Regions from separate parts of the Homo sapiens genome. Here regions 1 and 2 are each linked to region 3. The links are chromatin loops, found by intact Hi-C in ENCODE. Cell type or tissue: dorsolateral prefrontal cortex. All regions are shown on one strand. Each heading gives the region's core, and the rest is flanking DNA. Links, peaks and the distances in the headings are about the cores only. Region 1 overlaps SPTLC2 (serine palmitoyltransferase long chain base subunit 2). Region 2 has its middle 50 kb from the start of LRRC74A. Region 3 has its middle 11 kb from the start of ZDHHC22.

The links. A loop is a pair of places that touch in the nucleus more often than their neighbours do. Peaks named below come from ENCODE experiments on the same cell type or tissue, not always from the same donor. Only the 100,000 strongest peaks of a DNase experiment are listed, where the experiment ranks them.
Region 1: a loop joins it to region 3, with 8 times the contacts of the local background. A loop is called at or near these places in 26 of 110 quality-filtered maps.
Region 2: it touches region 3 in a loop (2.6-fold over the local background); 13 of 110 quality-filtered maps call a loop at or near these places.

What each region holds. Positions count from the first base shown.
Region 1 is chr14:77,548,351-77,554,711 of GRCh38, reverse strand. SPTLC2 (serine palmitoyltransferase long chain base subunit 2) reads left to right here. Exons shown (of 12, transcript NM_004863.4): 9 at 2,490-2,616. Among named protein-coding and RNA genes, the nearest start is that of ISM2, 53 kb to the right of the region's middle. RefSeq lists an enhancer at 105-364. In dorsolateral prefrontal cortex, for the core only: a CTCF peak has its summit at 3,171 (motif pointing right); no DNase peak of the experiment used is centred there; H3K27ac peaks cover 2,396 bases.
Region 2 is chr14:76,873,233-76,879,593 of GRCh38, reverse strand. No RefSeq gene overlaps it. Among named protein-coding and RNA genes, the nearest start is that of LRRC74A, 50 kb to the right of the region's middle. In dorsolateral prefrontal cortex, for the core only: CTCF peaks have their summits at 3,213 and 3,416 (motif pointing left); a DNase peak (open chromatin) is centred at 3,413.
Region 3 is chr14:77,149,547-77,155,907 of GRCh38, reverse strand. No RefSeq gene overlaps it. Among named protein-coding and RNA genes, the nearest start is that of ZDHHC22, 11 kb to the right of the region's middle. In dorsolateral prefrontal cortex, for the core only: CTCF peaks have their summits at 3,362, 3,562 (motif pointing left) and 4,411 (motif pointing right); DNase peaks (open chromatin) are centred at 1,247 and 4,407; H3K27ac peaks cover 1,501 bases.

The DNA of each region.
Region 1 (6,361 bases), core at 724-5,723, 400 kb before region 3:
GCCTGGGTCTGAATATTTCTCGGCTTACTTTGTTAGACCTCAGGGAAAACATTTAACCTCCCAGTTTCCTTGTCAGTAAAATGGAGATAAATATGCCCAGCTTGTAAGATTGTAGTAAGGGTTTAAAAAGTAATATATGTCCATGCTACAACGTGGGTGCACCTTAAAAACATTATGGTAAGTGAAAAAAGTCACAAAAAGTCACATATTGCATGTTTTAAAATATGTGATACCTAGAATAAGCATAGAAACAGAAAGTAGATTAGTAGTTGCCGGAGGCGGAGGGGATAGGGAAATGGAAAGTGAATGCTAATGGGTATGAGGTTTCCTTTCAGGGTTATGGAAATGTTCTAAAATTAGTGGTAAAAGTGGCACAACTCTGGATATACTAAAAACCACTGAATTGTGCTTTAAAACGGTGAATTCTGTGTATGTGGCTTATATCACAATGAAGCTGTTATTTTTAAACGTTGATTGCAATGTTAGGGAAAAAATAATGTATGTCAGGTATTTGTATATGGCACAGAGGAGGTGCTCATAAATGTTCTTAATTTTGCTTCACCACTCAATATTCGGAGTATTAAAGAATGGTTATGCTGGGCACAGTAGCTCACACCTGTAATCCCAGCACTTTGAGAGGCTGAAGTGGGAGGATTACTTGAGCCCAGGAGTTCAATACCAGCTGGGCAACATAGTGAGACTTCATCTCTACAAAAAAGTAAAAAAATTAGCTGGGTGTGGTGGTGGCACATGCCTGTAGTCCCAACTATGGGGGAGGCTGAGATGAGAGGATTGCTTGAGCCTGGGAGATCAAGGATGCAGTGAGCCGTGATTACACCACTGCATTGCAGCCTGGGCAACAGAGCAAGACCCTATCACAGAAAAAAAGGTCATTCTTTTAATACTTGATTGCCTGTTAGAGAGAACTCATTTTCAGTGACTTTTAATCAGCTTTGATAGATTTTTTTTTTTTTTTTTTTTTGAGACCAAGCCTTACTCCATTGCCAGGCTGGAGTTCAGTGGCACAATCTTGGCTCACTGCAACCTCCGCCTCCTGGGATCAAGCGATTCTCCTGCCTCAGCCTCCCAAGTAGCTGGGACTACAGGCACGTGCCACCATGCCCAGCTAATTTTTTGTATTTTTAGTAGAGACAGGGTTTCACCGTGTTGGCCAGGATGGTCTCGATCTCTTGACCTCGTGATCTGCCCGCCTCGGCCTCCCAAAGTACTAGGATTACAGGTGTGAGCCACTGCACCTGGCCAGGTTTGATAGATTTTTATCTCAAATATTACCTTTTTGTTAATGGGACCAGGCTCACTTTGGAGAGTTGTTTTTTAGTAAGCTTTGTGGCTGTGAACCAAAGGATAGAAAAATAATACTCTGGGAGATCATTAAAGTACAATATATTTGTGCTTTTGGTTTTTTTAGTACAATTTTTAATATTTTTGAGATAAAACTGTTTCATAGCCACATTTGTGTCCCCCTAATTTGTTCTGGTACATAAGCTTCTTGTGTGTGCATTTTAAAGATTTGGTGAAATTAAAAGATATCAGAGAATAGGGATATACAATTAAGTTTTTTTGAAATCCTTGTAAATGACAGAGTTTTACTTTATTCAGTGAGATGTCATTGGCATTTTAATAAAATACCTTGTAAGTTTCTATTTCACATTTATATCATTTTATACATTTCTGCATATCTGGAGGAAGTTCTAATGCTCTTAAAGTTGATGTTAGAGAACTGTTATTTAGGGGTAGAAGGATGGGCTTTATAGGCACACAGAGCTGCAGATGACATTTTCTGTGATACTTGGAATTAAATCATTATATCTAAAAAGCAATCCAAACACCTTGTTTAATTCAGCTGTGTTCATTTATTTTTAACTTTTTTTTTTTTTTTTTTTTTAAGACGGAGTCTCACTCTGTCCCCCAGGCTGGAGTGCAATGGCGCAATCTCAGCTCACTGCAACCTCCGTCTCCTAGGTTCAAGCGATTCTCCTGCCTCAGCCTCCCAAGTAGCTGGGATTATAGGTGCCCGCCTCCACGCACAGCTGATTTTTGTATTTTTAGTAGAGATGGGGTTTCACCATGTTGGTCAGGCCAGTCTTGAACTCCTGACCTCAGTAGATCCACCCACCTTGGCCTCCCAAACTGCTGGGATTACAGGCATGAGCCACCATGCACGGCCATATTTCTAACTTTAAATGATACATTCTCCAAATTTAGAGGGGTTGTTTTAAAACTAGTTTTTCTCTTATGTTGTTCCATGTTTAAAAAACAAAACCAAACCTAAGAACTTTGCCATGTTTCTGACCCAGTTGTTGCCAGCGGTATGCTTCGACCATGTTGGTTGACCTTGTATCTCAGATTAGTGTCCCTATTCCAGTGCCATTGAAGTGAGGAGTCCTCTAGAACTTAGAAGGAAAGGACTGACATTGCCGGTGAATGCAAGAATTGTCTCTACTTATCTGCCTCTGTGAACTCCCCAGGAGCTGATAGACTACCTGCGAACACATTCTCATAGTGCAGTGTATGCCACGTCATTGTCACCTCCTGTAGTGGAGCAGATCATCACCTCCATGAAGTGCATCATGGGGCAGGATGGCACCAGCCTTGGTAAGTCTTTCTTTTCTTGAAACATTGCATAAGTCCACCTAGCAGCCAAACGTGCTGTTTTTCTTGAGCTTTTTTCCTAAAATAAATAGTCAGGTTTACTAATAGGCAGAGCTGGCTGGTGTGTGGTTTCCATGGACACTTTTTTAGTGTGTTTGATACATATGCCATGAGAACGACCCTGGCTCACTTTCTATGGAATTTTCTTGTTTATAGATGGGAGGCTTTACTCTTACTATCCTACATACCCTCTTAACTCAGAGGTAATATACCTTCGAGGTTTTTCTTGAATTACATAATTTTATGTGAAGGTATAATTCACTGTTAGTGATGTTTCATTAACAGCATAGTTAAGAGCTGCTGTTTTCATAAATTAGTATTCCTGATTTAATGCCTTTTTAAAGAGTTTCTACTTTCATATACGGTAGATAATAAATGACATCCTGAATCAGTTTATTTTGTCTTTGATGGGATTTGTAGTCCCAACTAGATGCCTTGATTTAAACATACTACTGTGAACAGTGAAGTTCAGTGTTCACTTTCTGACATTTGACTTTTATTCTGCAACACCAGAGGGCAGTATTGACTGCAGAACAGTGGTACTAAAAGGGGAGCAACTGGGTGTCTGTCTTTACTTTAAAAAATATTTTCATTGCATGTATGAGACAATAATTTCACTTGTCGCTTTTTTTTTTTTTTTTTTTTTTTGAGACGGAGTCTCACTCTGTCACCCAGGCTGGAGTGCAGTGGTGTGATCTTGGCTCACTGCAAGCTCTGCCTCCCGGGTTCACACCATTCTGCCTCAGCCTCCCGAGTAGCTGGGACTACAGGCGCCCGCCACCACGCCCGGCTAATTTTTTTGTATTTTTAATAGAGACGGGATTTCACCGCATTAGCCAGGATGGTCTCGATCTCCTGACCTCGTGATCCGCCCTCCTCGGGCTCCCAAAGTGCTGGGATTACAGGCGTGAGCCACCGTGCCCGGCCCAGTTGTTGCTTTTTTAATGCTTGTAAAGTCAGTTTGGCATTTGTAAAAGATTTCACATTATCAGCCATGAGCTCTCCACTCTACAGTTATGTAATACTTTATTGTAAGATTGATTTGGCTTGCATCGAATAAAGTGGCACATCTGATTTTGGTTGGTTTAAGACTGTTTTCTTTCTTTCTTTTTTTTTTTTTCTGGTTTTTGTTTTTGAGACAGAGTCTTGCTCTGTCTCCCGGGCTGGAGTGTAGTGGTGCGATCTCAGCTCACAGCAACCTCCGCTTCCCAGGTTCACATGATTCTCCTGTTTCAGCCTCCCAAGTAGCTGGGACCACAGGAGTCTGCCACCACACCTGGCCATTTTTTTTGTATTTTTTGTAGAGATGGGGTTTCACCATGTTGCCCAGGTTGGTCTTGAACCCCTGGGCTCAAGCAGTCTGCCTGCCTTGGCCTTCCAACGTGCTGGAATTACAGCTGTGAGCCACCACACCCAGCTGACTGTTTTCTTTTCTTTTCTTTTCCTTTCCTTTTCTTTCTTTTGAGATGGAGTTTTGCTCTTGTTGCTCAGGCTGGAGTGCAATGGCATGATCTTGGCTCACCACAATCTCTGCCTCCCAGGTTCAAGCGATTCTCCTGCCTCAGCCTTCCCGAGTAGCTGGGATTACAGGCATGCGCCACCACACCCGGCTAATTTTGTATGTTTAGTAGAGACCGGGTTTCTCCGTGTTGGTCAGGCTGGTCTCGAACTCCCGACCTCAGGTGACCTGCCTGCCTTGACTTCCCAAAATGCTGGGATTACAGGCGTAAGCCACCGCGCCCAGTCGACTGTTTTCTTAAATCAGAATTTTACCTTAACATTTTTTCTGATCTGTGCTAGATCCTTGTTATCTCTAATGAGAGATTTTTGGAAATAGTGAAATGTGATCATTTTCAGTTTTGTGAATTAATTCCTTGAAGAAGTTGTTTTATTAATGTTGCAAACACATAGTGGAGCCTGTGAATAGCTCCCTGTTAATAACAGCTATATCTCCTCTCCTTCTGATGTGGTGTTAGTGGAAACTGTGTGTGAATCTGAGAGACAGACATATATACACACATATATATACATACAGCTAGCATTTCTCTAGGTACTTCACATAGGCACACTTACCTTACTGATTCAGCACACAGGTTTAGGTGACTAAGAAATGGCTAAGAGCTATCAAAGTTAACATTGGATAATTTATTTGCCCTGTTCCAGAACATGGATCTGTGTGACACATTACCCCCAGATAAATGACTTATCTGTACTAAATGATGAAATCTGGGCTGTGCTAGTAGTGAGAAAATGAAACATGGTAATTATATATAGGCTTTGGATCAGCACAAGTTTTCTAGTTTTTGCCTCTAGCCACCCCCAAAGCTTAGTGATGTGACACAACAGCCATCTGATTATGCTCACAGATGCCACAGGTCAAGAATTCGGTCAGGGCACAGCAGGGATGACTTGTCTTTGCTCTGTTGTCTGGGGCTGGCCTGGAAGACTCAAGTGTCTGGAAAGACTGAGATGGTTGGTGGTTGGGATCATCTGGAAGCTTTTCCACTCACATGTCACCTGGGCTGGAGTGACTTGGAGCCAGGCTCAGCTGAGGCTGTTGACCAGAGCACCTTCATGCATGTATCTTTTCAATGTGGCTTAGGCTCCTCATGACATCGTGACTGTGTACCCAGAAAGGATGCTTCAGAGAGCAAGCATTCCAAAGAACCTGGCGGAAACCCCATGACCTTTTCTGACCTGTTGTTAACAAGCAGGTCACTAAGGCCATCCCGGATTGAAGGGGTGGGGAACTAGATTCCACCTCCCCAGTGGAGGCATGTCAAAGAATTTGTGGCTGGTTTTTTTTTTTTTGAGATGCAGTCTCAAGGAGAAGTACCATGCTTTTTTAAACAACCAGATCTTGGGAGAACTCAGAGCGAGAACTCACTCATTACCCAAGGATGGCAGCAAGCCATTCACGAGGATCCTCCCCATGATCCACACACCTCCCACCAGGCCCTACCTCCGTCATTGGGGATCACATTCCATCCTGAGATGGACAAACATCCAAACCATGTCAGTGAATATATTACATTTATCATTAAAACTTTGTTATTGTTGGATTCCAGAGTACATTAAGTACCTGGTATTGAAAGTAAGGCTTAAACATGTATATGTGGTTGCTTATTGTTAAATGTTTTCATCTTTTTGTGTGAAGAAATGTTGCTCTTTGGTGAGAGTACAGAGCCTTCAGAAAAGCTGCAGCATGTAAGGGAAGGTGAGATCCAGTTTCCACACGACTTTGTGAGCGCTCCTTTCCCCTTCCTCCCAACTTTTTCCGCATTTCCCCTCCAGTTTCTATCCTTTTCCCAAGGAAGAACAGGACATATGACTAGGTTGACAGATCTTGAAAGGCAACTTCACTAGGATCTCAGGTGAGATAATAATGAATGGGAATTGTGCTGCCAGGATGCCTGTACCTGGAGTGGGAATACTGAGCACAGGCCAGGGAGTAGAAAAAATGAGGCCTAGGAAATTCTGTTAAATTCCACTAGACATTTGAAATTCTAACTTTTACTTTACACATCACTAATCCGTGTCCACTAATGGAAATTTAGCTGTAGTATCTACATACGAATCAAGGCAAAGTGTTTGACCAAATCAACTAAAATTTTGCTTTTCCATTTTCCAGAGCTGTGCTTTGATGTATTTTATTTCTGTCCAAAGGTGTAGTTAATAATAACATGCA
Region 2 (6,361 bases), core at 612-5,611, 280 kb after region 3:
TCCTCTCAGTCCCCTTTGCTGGGTCTTTCCCTCCTGGCAGTCTTCGTCACGCTGGTGTTCCTCGGGCCTTGGTCCCTTTTCTTCTCTGTCCGCACTCAGACCCTTCGGGACCTCATTTGGCCTCATGGCATTAAATAACATCTACACACACAGCACTCCCAAATACGCACCCTAGTTCACCACCCCCAGCCAAAGCCCACTTTTGGATGTTTTTTTTTTTTAATTTTTGAGACAAGGTCTTGTTCTGTCACCCAGGCTGGAGTGCAGTGGCGTGATCTCAGCTTACTGCAGCCTTGATCTCCTGGGCTTAAGCGATCCTCCCACCTCAGCCTCCTGAGTAGCTGGGAACACAGGAACACACTACCATGCCCAGCTAATTTTTTGATTTTTTTGTAGATACGGGATCTTACTTTGTTGCCCAGACTGGTCTTGAACTCCTGGGCTCAAGCGATCATCCTACTTCAGTCTCCCAAAGTGCTGGGATTACAGGCCACCACACCTGGCCCATTTTTGTATTTCTAATGGCCACCTGACTCCTCTCCACAATACCTAGTAGACTTCCCCAAAGTAATTCCTGATTTTCTTTCTCTCTACCTCCCAACACCCAAATCTATTCCACCAGTGTCTTCTCCATCTCAGGTGATGAAGACTTCATCCTTCCCATTGCTCAGGCCCCAAGCCTCGGGGGCATTCTTGACTCATGTTTCTCCAACAGTCCCTATCCCGTGTGAGGGAATCTTGTCTTCACCTTTAAAATATATCCAGGCTCTGCCCACATTTCATCACCTCCACTGCCTCCACCTTCTTCTCTTGCCTGCATTATTGCAATGGCTTCTCAGTTTATTTTCCTGATTCTCCCTGGGATCCCTAAAGTTGGTTGTCAACACACCAGCCACGGTATTCTCTTAAAAAAAAAAACAGAGATGGGGTCTTGCTATGTTGGCCAGGTTGGTCTTGGCCCAAGCAGTCTTCTCACCTTGGCCTCCCAAAGTGCTAGGATTACAGGCATGAACCACTGTGTCTGGCCCACAGTAACTTTTTTTTTTTTTTTTTTTTTTTTAAAGGACAGAGTTTTGCTCTGTCACCCAGGCTGGAGTGCAGTGGTGTGATCTCAGCTCACTGCAACCTCCATCTCCCAGGTTCAAGCAATTCTCCTCCTTCAGCCTCCTGAGTAGCTGGGATTACAGGTGCCCGCCACCACACCCAGCTAATTTTTGTATTTTTGTAGAGATGGGGTTTCGCCATGTTGGCCAGGCTGGCCTCGAACTCCTGACCTCAAGTGACCCACCTGCCTCAGCCTCCCAAAGCGCTGGGATTACAGGTGTGAGCCACTGTGCCTGACCCACACTATCATTTTAAAAAGGTCTTGGAGTATGCTATGACTCTGCCCTCACCCTGCAGAGCCGTCTCCTTTAGACACCCACGTTCCCTGATGGCCCTCAAGGCCCCACCTGACCTGGCCATGTTCCCTCTGAACTTGCTTGTACCACGCTTGCTCTCCTTCCCTCCATCTGCTCTGGCCACAAGGGACACACCAAAGGGCTCCTGCATGGAGACTTTTCTTCAGCTGTGCCCTCTTAAGTGCTTCCCCCAGATGCCGCGTGGCTTCCCACAAGGCCTGCAAGCCTGCCAGCCTCCTGGCTCTATTTTTCCCCATAGCACTTCTAATATACTGTATGATTCACTTATTTCTTACATTATTGGTCAGTCTTCTCTTGCTAGAATGCAAACTTCACATGAGAGACAGGTTTTGTCTTTTTTTATTCACTGATGTATCCCAAACACCCACACAGCACAGGACACACAGAGAGCCCTTAATAAGTATTTACTGAATGTCAGTGAAGTCATTTACACTTTGGTATAAATAAATGTGCATTCTCCCCCTTTACCCCAGATAATTTGCCTTCTGTTTTTTCCCTACTAATTTCTAGAAGGGGTTATTTCTTGCATCACAGTGCACTTGGGAAAGGCATTTTGGGGCTGTGGGTTTTACAGTCTTTTTTTTCTTTTTCTTTTTTTTTTTTTTGAGACAGAGTCTTGCTGTGTCGCCCAGGCTGGAGTGCAGTGGCACGATCTCGGCTCCCTGCAAGCTCTGCCTCCCAGGTTCACGCCATTCTCCTGCCTCAGCCTCTCCGAGTAGTTGGGACTACAGGCGCCCGCCACCATGCCCGGCTAATTTTTTGTATTTTTAGTAGAGACGAGGTTTCATGGTGGTCTCGATCTCCTGACGTGATCCGCCCGCGTTGGCCTCCCAAAGTGCTGGGATTACTAAGCATGAGGCACCACGCCCGGCCTACAGTCTTGAAATAACACTTAGTAGACTGAAGACCCACTGTGGGGCAAGGACTCAAGGAGAGAGAAGCCCAAAGAACTGCCTCACACTCCTCAAAATCAGAGGGGGTGGGTGGCAGCCTCCTGGGTTTGACAGAGAGGGAAGGAAGGGATAGCATCTCACCCACGTTTATTATGTGACCACAGCTGGCTGCTCCAAGGACAGGGAAGAAGAGAGAGGCGTGGAGAAATAGACAAGCTACTCGCAAGGTTGTAGTTGTATTCAGAAGGTGTCTGGTTGCTTGCCTGGACTTCCCTTCCTGCAGCTACTAGATGTGGCAGGTGGGCCAGAGTTGCTGAGAAGCTAAAAAAACTCAAGCTGCAGGGACCTGCACTGCAGTGAGGCCCCTTCCAAGGCCCTGGGGGGATTTGATGCTTATGGTCTTGTCAGCTTTAAGAAAATGTGTCATTTGTTGTGATTCTTCCCCCTCATTCTAAACATCCACTTTCTATCCCTAACATTGTATTTGTGAATTTGTATTTTTTTCTTTTTTTTTGAGACAAAGTCTCATTCTTGTCCCCCAGGCTGGAGTGCAATGGTGCCATCTCAGCTCACTGCAACCTCTGCCTCCCGGGTTCAAGTGATTCTCCTGCCTCGGTGCCTCCTGCCCCCCAACCCTGAATAGCTGGGATTACAGGTGCCTGCCACCATGCCTGGCTAATTTTTGTATTTTTAGTAGAGACACGGTTTCACCATGTTGGCCAGCCTGGTCTAGAACTCCTGACCTCAGGTGATCCACCCGCCTCTGCCTTCCAAAGTGCTGGGATTACAGGCGTGAGTCACCGCACCTGGCTGTATTTTTTTTTTAAAGAGGGCCCCTAAATTGTATAAGCTCAGCTCCCACAGAACCTGGACGTCGCAGGGAGGCTGAAGGCTATGGCCCAGGCTCCCCTGGTGCAATCTGTGTCACTGAAGCTGGCTGCATTGCTGCTTTTCTGAGGGCACCTAATAAGAATTTGATTTCCCTGAGCCAGTGTGGGGTCCTATTTTCTTCTGTGCATCTCAACTGAGCCTTAGGGAGCTGGGAAAGGCTATGGAGATGGGGTACTTGTGGGGTTGGAGCACCCTCTGCTGGGAAAGCAGAGGTACAGCCGGGAGTGGCTGCACTGAATCAGGGTTGTTAGACACAGGTCAGAAAGCAGGAGGGGCTTGGACTTAGCTCACAGACAAGCCCCTCTTTTGGGGCATGGGCACATTGGAGCACACACACCTCATCTCTGAAATTCAAATGCGAGTATGCTGCTGTGTACATGTGCTCCATTTCCATCCCACCTGGAGGAATACCAACAGGAGTAACCGCAATTCAGTTCTGACACTAACCCCCCTAGGGTTGGCAGCAGACTTTAGTTTTCGGGCTCAGTCCTCCACAAAACTGCCTCTGTTTCAGTACCAGCTGCAAGTTGGGCACCCAGACCACCTGCACTTCTGACCAGCCAGCTACAAATTTGAGCATCCCCACTGCTTCCCCAGTTTTGATAATTTGCTGGAATGACTCAAAGCTCACTGAAAGCACGATACTGTGCTTATAAAATCACAGCTTTATTACAAAGATACAGCTCGGGAACAGGCACACGAACAGTGACAGAGGGCAAGGTCTGGGAGGGAGCACAGAGCTTCCATGTTCTCTTCCCATGGAATCAGGGATCGCCAGCCTCTGGCATCTCAATGTGTTCACCAACCAGGGAGTTCTGCAGAGCCTCAGTGTGCAGAGTATTTACTGGGGTTTCATTGCCTAGGCTTGCTTGAGTGAACACTGGCCACATGACTAAACTCAATCTCCAGCCCCCTCTCTCCTTCCTGGAAGTCTATTGGCCAAAAGTACCAACCTCTAATCCTGTGGGTGGTCTTTCTGGTGACCAGCACCTGCCTAAAGTGATCTAGGGGTCCACCCTGAGCCACCTCTTTAGCATAACAAAGATTTTCATCTCTCAGGAAATTACAAGGGTTTTGAAGCTCTGTGCCAAGAACCGGGAAGAAGACCAACTATATTCTTTATCATCAAATAACACATCCACACAAGCACAAATCATGTCTCAGGTAGCCTGGACCCCACAGCATTTAGCCAGTCACTCTGTTTCATCCACAGACTGCCTAGGGTGGTGGCAACACAAGCCAAAGCCCTCTGAGGGTTCCCTGGATGACCTTCCATAAAAGGAGCTCCCGGGCCTGGGGCAGCCTCACCCCAGCTGCCCTTGGGTTCCCTCCCCTCCAGGACACCTGCTTCTTGAAGAATGGTTCAAGGCCACTGGGCAGGAGTTCGTGTTTAGGGCACAGGCTGGCCTTGCCAGTCATTGTGTTCTTTTGTTTAAAACAAAACAAAACAAATCCCAAGCCCCCACTTGGCAAGGCAGGCCTGGTCGCCTGAGGACACCACAGCTGCCACCATAGTCAGACACCAGAGGCTGCAGTTTGCATCGTGAACCTGCAGGCCCGGGACCATGAATGACACCCTGCACCGTTACCACTGCTGCCCCGGGAACTCCACTGAACTTCAACGTTGCAGCTACCACAGGGAATTCTCTGTAGCCCTTGGTTCTTTGGTGCCAGCTCCTGTATTTGGAGTGGCTATCTGGGTAGGCATAATCCTATGTCCCAGCTGCCTTCCCCAACACTTGTAAGGTAGGGCATTTTTCAGCCCAGGTGGGAAGCCAAAAAAAAAAAAAAAATGCCGGATGTCTCTCTGTCTCCTGTTCTTTCAGGCCTATGATACTGCGCTGCCCACACCACACCCCCCAGTGCTGCTGGCCCCTGGTCTTCCCACCCCACCCTCCAAGACCATGGACAAATTCTTCTGTTTTAATGCCAGCCTGAAGCCATGGCCTGAGATTGGAACACCCCCCATGGTATTTCCAACACCTATTAGTTGGGTGTTTCAAAGATAGCTGTTCAGTTTGGTCCCTCCTGTGCTCTGCTGGTCCTCCAGCTCCCCATACCTCTCCCTCTCAGGAGTGGAACACCACTGTAAGGAGGGCATGCTTATATTAGGCACTTACTGTATGCCAGGCCTTGGGCTTGGTGTTTCATGTGTGTGATTTCATTAAATCTTCACAGCCATGTTCTCTGATGGCCTTCAAGCCCCCACCTGACCTGAACACATTCCCTCTGAACTCACTTCCACCATGCTTTCCTTCTTTCCATCTGCTCCAGCCACAGAGGACACACCCTATAGAGGAGGTGGTACCACTAACATTCCTGTTTACAGATGAGCAAACTGAGATTCAGAGAGGATAAATGAATTGCTCAGAGTCAGAGATGGTAATTGGTGAAGCCAAACAGAATTCAAACCCAGGAGTGTCAAATGCCAGAATTCGCAGGCTTAATCCCTTCATAGTTCTAGTACACAGATATCCACACTCCGCTTCTCCCACCTGCTCCCAGCACAATTTCTGAGCCATGCAGCTGGTGGGGAGAGGGCATCAACTTGCCCTTGAGAATTTGGCCACACAGAGCACCATCTCAGCCTTCGCCGCCTTCCGTTAGCCAGTCCAGCCTGGCAGAGGGGCGGGGAGGCAACGTGGCTAAGCCCTCAGGGAGCCACAGCTGTATTGCCAGGGCCTGGATCTTGGCGTTGCTACTTACTGGCTGGGGCACCTTGGGCAAAATGCTTAAATTCTCCACACGCCCCCCTCCGCCCCCGTTTCCCTGGCTGCAAAATGGGGATTCTACAGTGCTCACTATGCAGAATCACTGTAAGGATGCTAGGAGTGAGTGCATGAAGCCGCATTGAGTCGGGTATGGAAGGACAGCAAGCACAGGGTGCCGTCTCTCTGGGTTGCAGCCTGACCACCTCTGAAGGCTGGGCCAGCGCCTCTGAGCCATCTTTGACCTTGACGCCCCTCCTGCTCCTGCAAGGCCCCTCTACCTCTGCCTCGTCCTCCATGGGAAAGCTGCAGCTGCTGCTGGGGTCCTCCTGCCTGCCAGCCTCCTGACCTGCCAAACTGACAAAGCGCTTGTGCAGTCCTGTCCTCATGGAGCAGGACTCCTCTCTGCGGTCTGCCCAGCTTCAGGGCGGGCTGACTGGAGAAGATG
Region 3 (6,361 bases), core at 516-5,515:
ATGTAGAAGCAAGTGTATGCATATAAACTTTCAGAAATCCAGCTTCTGGTCCCCAAGTCCTATTTCCAGGAGGTGAGCCATGATAACCTTAACCCCAAACTATCCTCCCACGCTCTGCCCTTCTCTCTGTCTCAGATAGATGGCTGAATGGAACCACAGGGGAGGGAAGCATGGGAAGTGTGAGTGGGCTACCCAGACAGGCCTCCTAGCACAGGACTCCACTCCGTGGAGCCAGCTCTGCTAGGGGAGAAGATGCCCTTCCCCTTTCCCTTTCTCTCCCCTCCGCGCCACTCCCACCCCAGGCCCCAAAAGTTCTCAGCACTACCCTGATCTAGCAGCTTGGGACTGTGGGGTGGGGAGGGGGGAAGACAGGACTGGAGCTGAGCAGGCAGGGCACCAAGGGGAGGAGGTGGGGAACTGAAGGTTGCCTTTGCTGAGTAGAGGGATGATTTTTTGGGGCTTGGAGAGGTTGGAGAGAGGGCAGAGCCAGGGTGCCTGGAGATCAAGTTTGGGGGTGATGGTGAAACTGCCTGGGGAGTATGGGGACAGAGAGGGCAAGTGGAGCAGGCAGTGGTGCCTATAGCTCTTGGTCTCACGTGACCCCCTTAAACCACAGGCCAGGGTACATGGTTTGCTGCTAATTTTACCAGCAGGGTCAGATTTTCCGTCCCTGCTCCAAAATTATCCCTGAAAAGCTGGCAGGGACAGCCAATGCTGTGCACATTCTCTTGCCCCCAAATGTCTCCTCCCACATCTGGTAGCTTGCTTGAAATTCCACCCTCAGAATCCCACATGGGGTTCCAGTCCCAGGTCTGCCACCTACAAGCTGGGTGACCTGGACCAACTACCAACTACCAACTACCTAGCGGCTCTCAGGCTCAGGGCTTGATCTGTCAAATGCGGATGAGGGTGCAGGGCTGCTGTGAAGGTCCGTGGAAAAATACCTGCAAGACTCAATCAGTGTTAATGCCCCATTCCCCCTCCACACCTAGGGTGTCTGAGGGCTCCAGACCCAATCTTACAGGAAGAGGTAATGAGCAGGGAAATGAGTATTTTAAAGGGTGGGAGCAGAGAAGAAGTTGAGATGAGGGGCCTCAGCTCCTGAAAGGTGTCTCCTAAGCAGGAAAGAGAAGGCGGTGGCAGGTCAGGAAAATACATTTAGCAGCATCATAGAAATCTCTGCCCAGCTCACCAAGGCAACCGCCGCCTGTCCCTGCTGTGCAGCTGCCGCTGTCGCGGGGCCTCCCCCTCATTTCTCCCCTAGCTTTAACTTTAGCCAGATTCCACCCTAGAAAGGGAGGAGGCAGAGATGGGTGCACAGAGGGCTTTGTCTCAGTGCTGTGGGAGGAGATGCTATACATGGACCGGGAGGAATAGGACTGGAGGCAGCTGAGCACATCAGGGATTATAGGATAAGGGTTGGCAATGATGATAAGTACAATAGAACACAAATGTCATTTATATGCAGAGAGGAAATTACCCCATTACAGTATTTGTGTAATCCTTGTTCTGTGGTGTTATGGTTATTAGGTTATTTTATTTTCCTGCTTAATTTATGCTGGGGAGACTGCTAGGTAGAGATGTTCCCTGTAGGAAGGAGATGTCCCCTCATAGGCAAGATGTAGTAGAGAATTCTCATGGTTCCTCAATTCCCATTCTCCTCTTCTTCTCTAGGAATTGGACCTACAATTTTTAGCTAAGCACAGGGCCACCTGGAATAAAGACTCATCTGCTGACCTTCTTTGCATCTAGATATGGTCATGTGGCTAAATTCTAACCAATGGGAGACAAAGAGAAGTACCACAAGTAATTTCCAGGGGGTATCCTAAGAGAAAGAAGGTATGCCCTTGCTCATACTTTTTTTCCTACTTCCTGCTGATGGATGTTGAATCAATGGCTGGAGCATGAGAAGCTATTTTGGGCCATGAGGTAGAGGCTGCGTACTAAGAATTGAGGAGGAAATGATAGAAAAGGAGCCTGGGCCCTGATGTGATGAAGGACTTTGCCAGCCCTGGGCTAACACCTCCATCGTGAAGATGAAGACCACATCTGAGGGATGACCGAACAGGGAACTGGAAAGAGCCTGGGTCCCTCCTGGCACTGTAGAGTGGCCACATTAGCTCTGGAATGCCTGCCTCTGAACTTCATTTACATTAGAAGGAACTGCAGGTCTAGCTCATTTAAGCCACTGCTACTTTGGATTTCTTGTTTCTTCACAGCTGTGTCAAATTGTAAGTGAAATCCATAGCAAGTTTGTTCTAGGCTTCCCTGACCCATATGAGACAGGCAGAAAAGAGCCCAGCTGAGCTTCTCTTCTACAACTTGGAGTGAGCTGCAATGGTGGGGGCCAAGGATAGTGTCCAGTCATTAAATGTCCTAGGAACTAGGAAGGCAGGAACTGGGTAAGGTCTCTTTCTCCCCCGGGGTCCCAGAGGAATGGGATAAAGCCTAGCTTTATCAAGAAACAAGAAACAAGATGGCAACTACACTAACTTTTTGCCCCCATGGGACTGTAAGCAACTTGAGGCTAGAGATTAGTATAGACCCCAGCACATAGTAAATGCTTACTAGTATGTATTGACTGGCTAATGGATGAACTATACTAAGGAGCTTGGATCAGAGGCTGAAGAGGTCAAAGTAACCCCTTGGGATAGAGTAGCAGCGGAGAGCCAGGAGAGAGATCCCTTATGGGAAGGTGACTCGGGGGAGTGTTGTGACAAGGCAGCACCACGTGGTCTGTGGCACACCCTTCCCACAATAATGCAGCATATCCTCTCTGGGTAAGGAGGACACTCATGGATGCAGTGCTTTATAGCTAGCCATTCTTGGTCATGTTCAGAATAGCATTTGTTCCTTGCAACCCCAAGGGCAGGGATTATTACTGCACTCTTTTCAGAAAGGAAAAGTAGGGCCCAGAACTTTGAGGTCACTTGCATAAGACCATTCGAAAGAAATGCAGGAGCGGCTGGGCGTGGTGGCTCACACCTGTAATCCCAGCACTTTGGGAGGCCGAGGCGGGCGGATCACCTGAGGTCAGGAATTCAAGACCAGTCTGGCTAATATGGTGAAACCCCATTTCTACTAAAAATACAAAAAAATTAGTTGGGCGTGGTGGCATGTGCCTGTAATCCCAGCTACTCGGCTGAGGCAGGAGAATCACTTGAACTCAGGAGATGAAGGTTGCAATGCCGAGATTGCACCATTGCACTCCAGCTTGGGCAACAAGAGTGAAACTGTCTCAAAAAAAAAAAAATGCAGGAGCTGGGTCTTGAACCCAGGATTTCCCATTACAAACATCACCTTTGTTGGAATAAAGGATGCAGCTGGGGCTTTCTGGTGCTAATGCCACTCTCCTCTGAACTCCCCAGCCCAACTCTGAGACTCTGAGGCAATCGATGAAGGGGTGAGACAAGGGAGGGAAAGGGTGTCAGGCAACCTCTCAGCAGTTTGGAGGGCTGGTAGAGAGATGCACCCAGCACTGCAAATAGCCCAAACAGTATATTTGTACAGAAAAGGGGTGTCCTTAACTCAAGATACTTTACTGCCATCTACTGGAAAATTATTATAATAATTATCCAAATATACATGTGTGAAAATGAGGTCCCTGGAATTGTAAAGTGTAGAACCTGAACAACTGTACAAGGCAGCCCTAGATGCAACTTCTCTTGCCTGAAAGAATGAAAAAAGAGAGGACCCTTGCCACCAGGGTGGCTCAAATCCTGCCCTCTTCTTTCCCACCTGGGAGTACCTGGTTTACACAGAGGGTCTGTGGTAGTCTAGCTCCTGTAGTTTCACCATCTAGGGCCCTGTAGAATCTATTCATCCTTCCATCCACTCTATGAACATGCCCTGAGTGTGTCCTCTGGTTCAGGTCCTTATCTGCATTCCTGCCATTTCCTAGCTGCGAGCTCTTGGATATTTTCCTGAGCCACTGTCTCCTTTCATATAAGATAAAGGTATCTCTCCTGGCCATTTGAGACCTACATGAGACAATGTACAGCACAGAGCTGAGCCCACCGGGTGGTCACCTTCTTTTCCACCTTTAGGCCCTGGCTAGAAACTGTGCTGGCTGGGAGGGCGCAGGGATCCCTGATCCCAAGAGGGGCTGAACAGTTGGGGTCGTGGGGATTGGACCTTGCAGGTTTCATTTACCTGCAGGAATAGGGTTGCAGACTGTTGCTTGAACAGGCCCCTGGAGATTTCCATTAGGGCTAAAAGCAGGGCCGTCCAACCCTTTGAGTTTCAGTTTTCTCATCTATAAGATGAAGCCAGCCATATTTACTTTGAACCATAATTGAGGGGATTGAAATGCAGGAAGAAAAGGTCTACCACAATGCCAGAAACGAGGTAAACACAAAATAAATTATAGCTACAATTGCAATCGTGGGCTCCAGGGGGCGTCTGGGGCTGGCTGAAGGATGCCATTCTCTACCATCCAACTCCCAGCCTCTGTGGGGGATTGGAAAAGCAGGTCCCGGAGCTGGTGAGAAGGCAGGTTACAAGCCCCTCACTCCTTAAGTGGGAAGGAAGCTGGCACAAACTTTCTGGAGGATGGTTTGGCAATAGGGATCCTTTTGACCCAGCCATTCCACTTCTTGGAATTCAGCCAAGGAAATAATCACAGGGTCCCATAGAGTTGTTTGTGTTAGGACGTTCATTGCAATGTTGCTAATAATAGTGAGAAATTGGAAATAATCTAAAGTTAGAGATGCACTCAACACACATTTTGGCTGAACACCAGATGGTCAATTGTTACAATCCGTATTCAGCCGAAGCCCAAGCCAATGCCTTTGATAAAGGAGTACATCTAAAATTTTATCAGAGATTCTCTGTGATGACAGTTTCCTTATTGGTGCATTTCACTGTCAGTATTTAACAGTTTAATGTTATAGTGCAAGAACAACATTTTCTTAGTGCTAGCAGTAGCGAGATTGCTCCTGTATCATGTATTATGTAATGTTTGTGTTAATAAATTGGTGCTTACTTTTGACTGAATGGCAGAGGAGTGTGATGCCTCACTTGTTCTAATAATTTTTTCTTGGCCAGGCGCGGTGGCTCACGCCTGTAATTCCGGCACTCTGGGAGGCCGAGGTGGGTGGATCACCTGAAGGCAGGAGTTCAAGACCAGCCTGGGCAACATGGCGAAACCCCATCTCTACTAAAAATACAAAAAATTAGCTGGGCGTGGTGGTGGGCACCTATAGTCCCAGCTACTTGGGAGGCTGGGGCAAGAAAATCGCTTGAACCCGGGAGGCAAAGGTTGCAGTGAGCCGAGATCATGCCACTGCCCTCCAGCAGAGAGAGACTCCGTCTCAAATAATAATAACGATAATAGTTTTTCTTTTTTTCATATTCTTTATATTCCATACTGAGTTAAATATAATTTACCATAGATATTGTTATTAATATATGTGATTTTGGAGGTTTCCCTATTTATGAAATTATGAGGTTGGTTAAGCTGAGATTCTGTTTTTATTTTATCTTTATAAGATATAAAGAGTTACAAATAGGGCTTAAAAAAAGATTCATGGCTTACATAGAATAAAGTAACTAAAAATGGAATACAGTTTTAAAAGGTTATTTTGTTTAGTGCCATGAATATTAGTATCCCAAACAATTCTACACAGATTAGAACTCTGATATAATCTAATCCATATTATTCTCCTTCATATTATTATTTTAATTTTTTTGTTGTTGTTGCCTCAAAATGTATCTTTAAGCCAGATGTAGTGACTGAAGACTGTAATACCAGCTACTTGGGAGGCTGAGGCAGGAGGATTCCTTGAACCCAGGAGTTCTAGGCTTCAGTGAGCTATGATAGTGCCACTGTACTTTAGCCTAGGGGTGACAGAGTGAGACCCTGTCTCTAAAAAAATTTAAAAATGTTTTCAAGTCTTTAAAAAGTATCTTTTAAAAGTATCTAGCTGACATATTTTTCAAAATTTGTATTAGCTATGTGTTTCCTTCTAAATCTGAATACTTAAAAGCTCTCAATAATTATTTCCGTACATAAAAGGGACAATGTTTACAATCATAAATGATTACAGCATTTTACTCTTGCAATAATAAACGTACATTTATACATTGATAGAATTTCAACACATAGAGCACGAAAGAATATATTCATTACAATTTACACATAGAAGGTCATCCATATTTAAAAGTGTTTATCACAGTACATCCAAATGATATGCCTGTATAACAGGTTGTTACGCTTATTGCATGCAAAGTCCATGTAACACAGCCACAGGATCATGGATCATGCCCCAGTCTAGGAAACCCAGAAATGATGCTTAAGTCTGAACTTGGCAATTCAGCCTTTCAGGGGCCAAAGTTGAAGATGAAGCTCTAGAGCAAAATT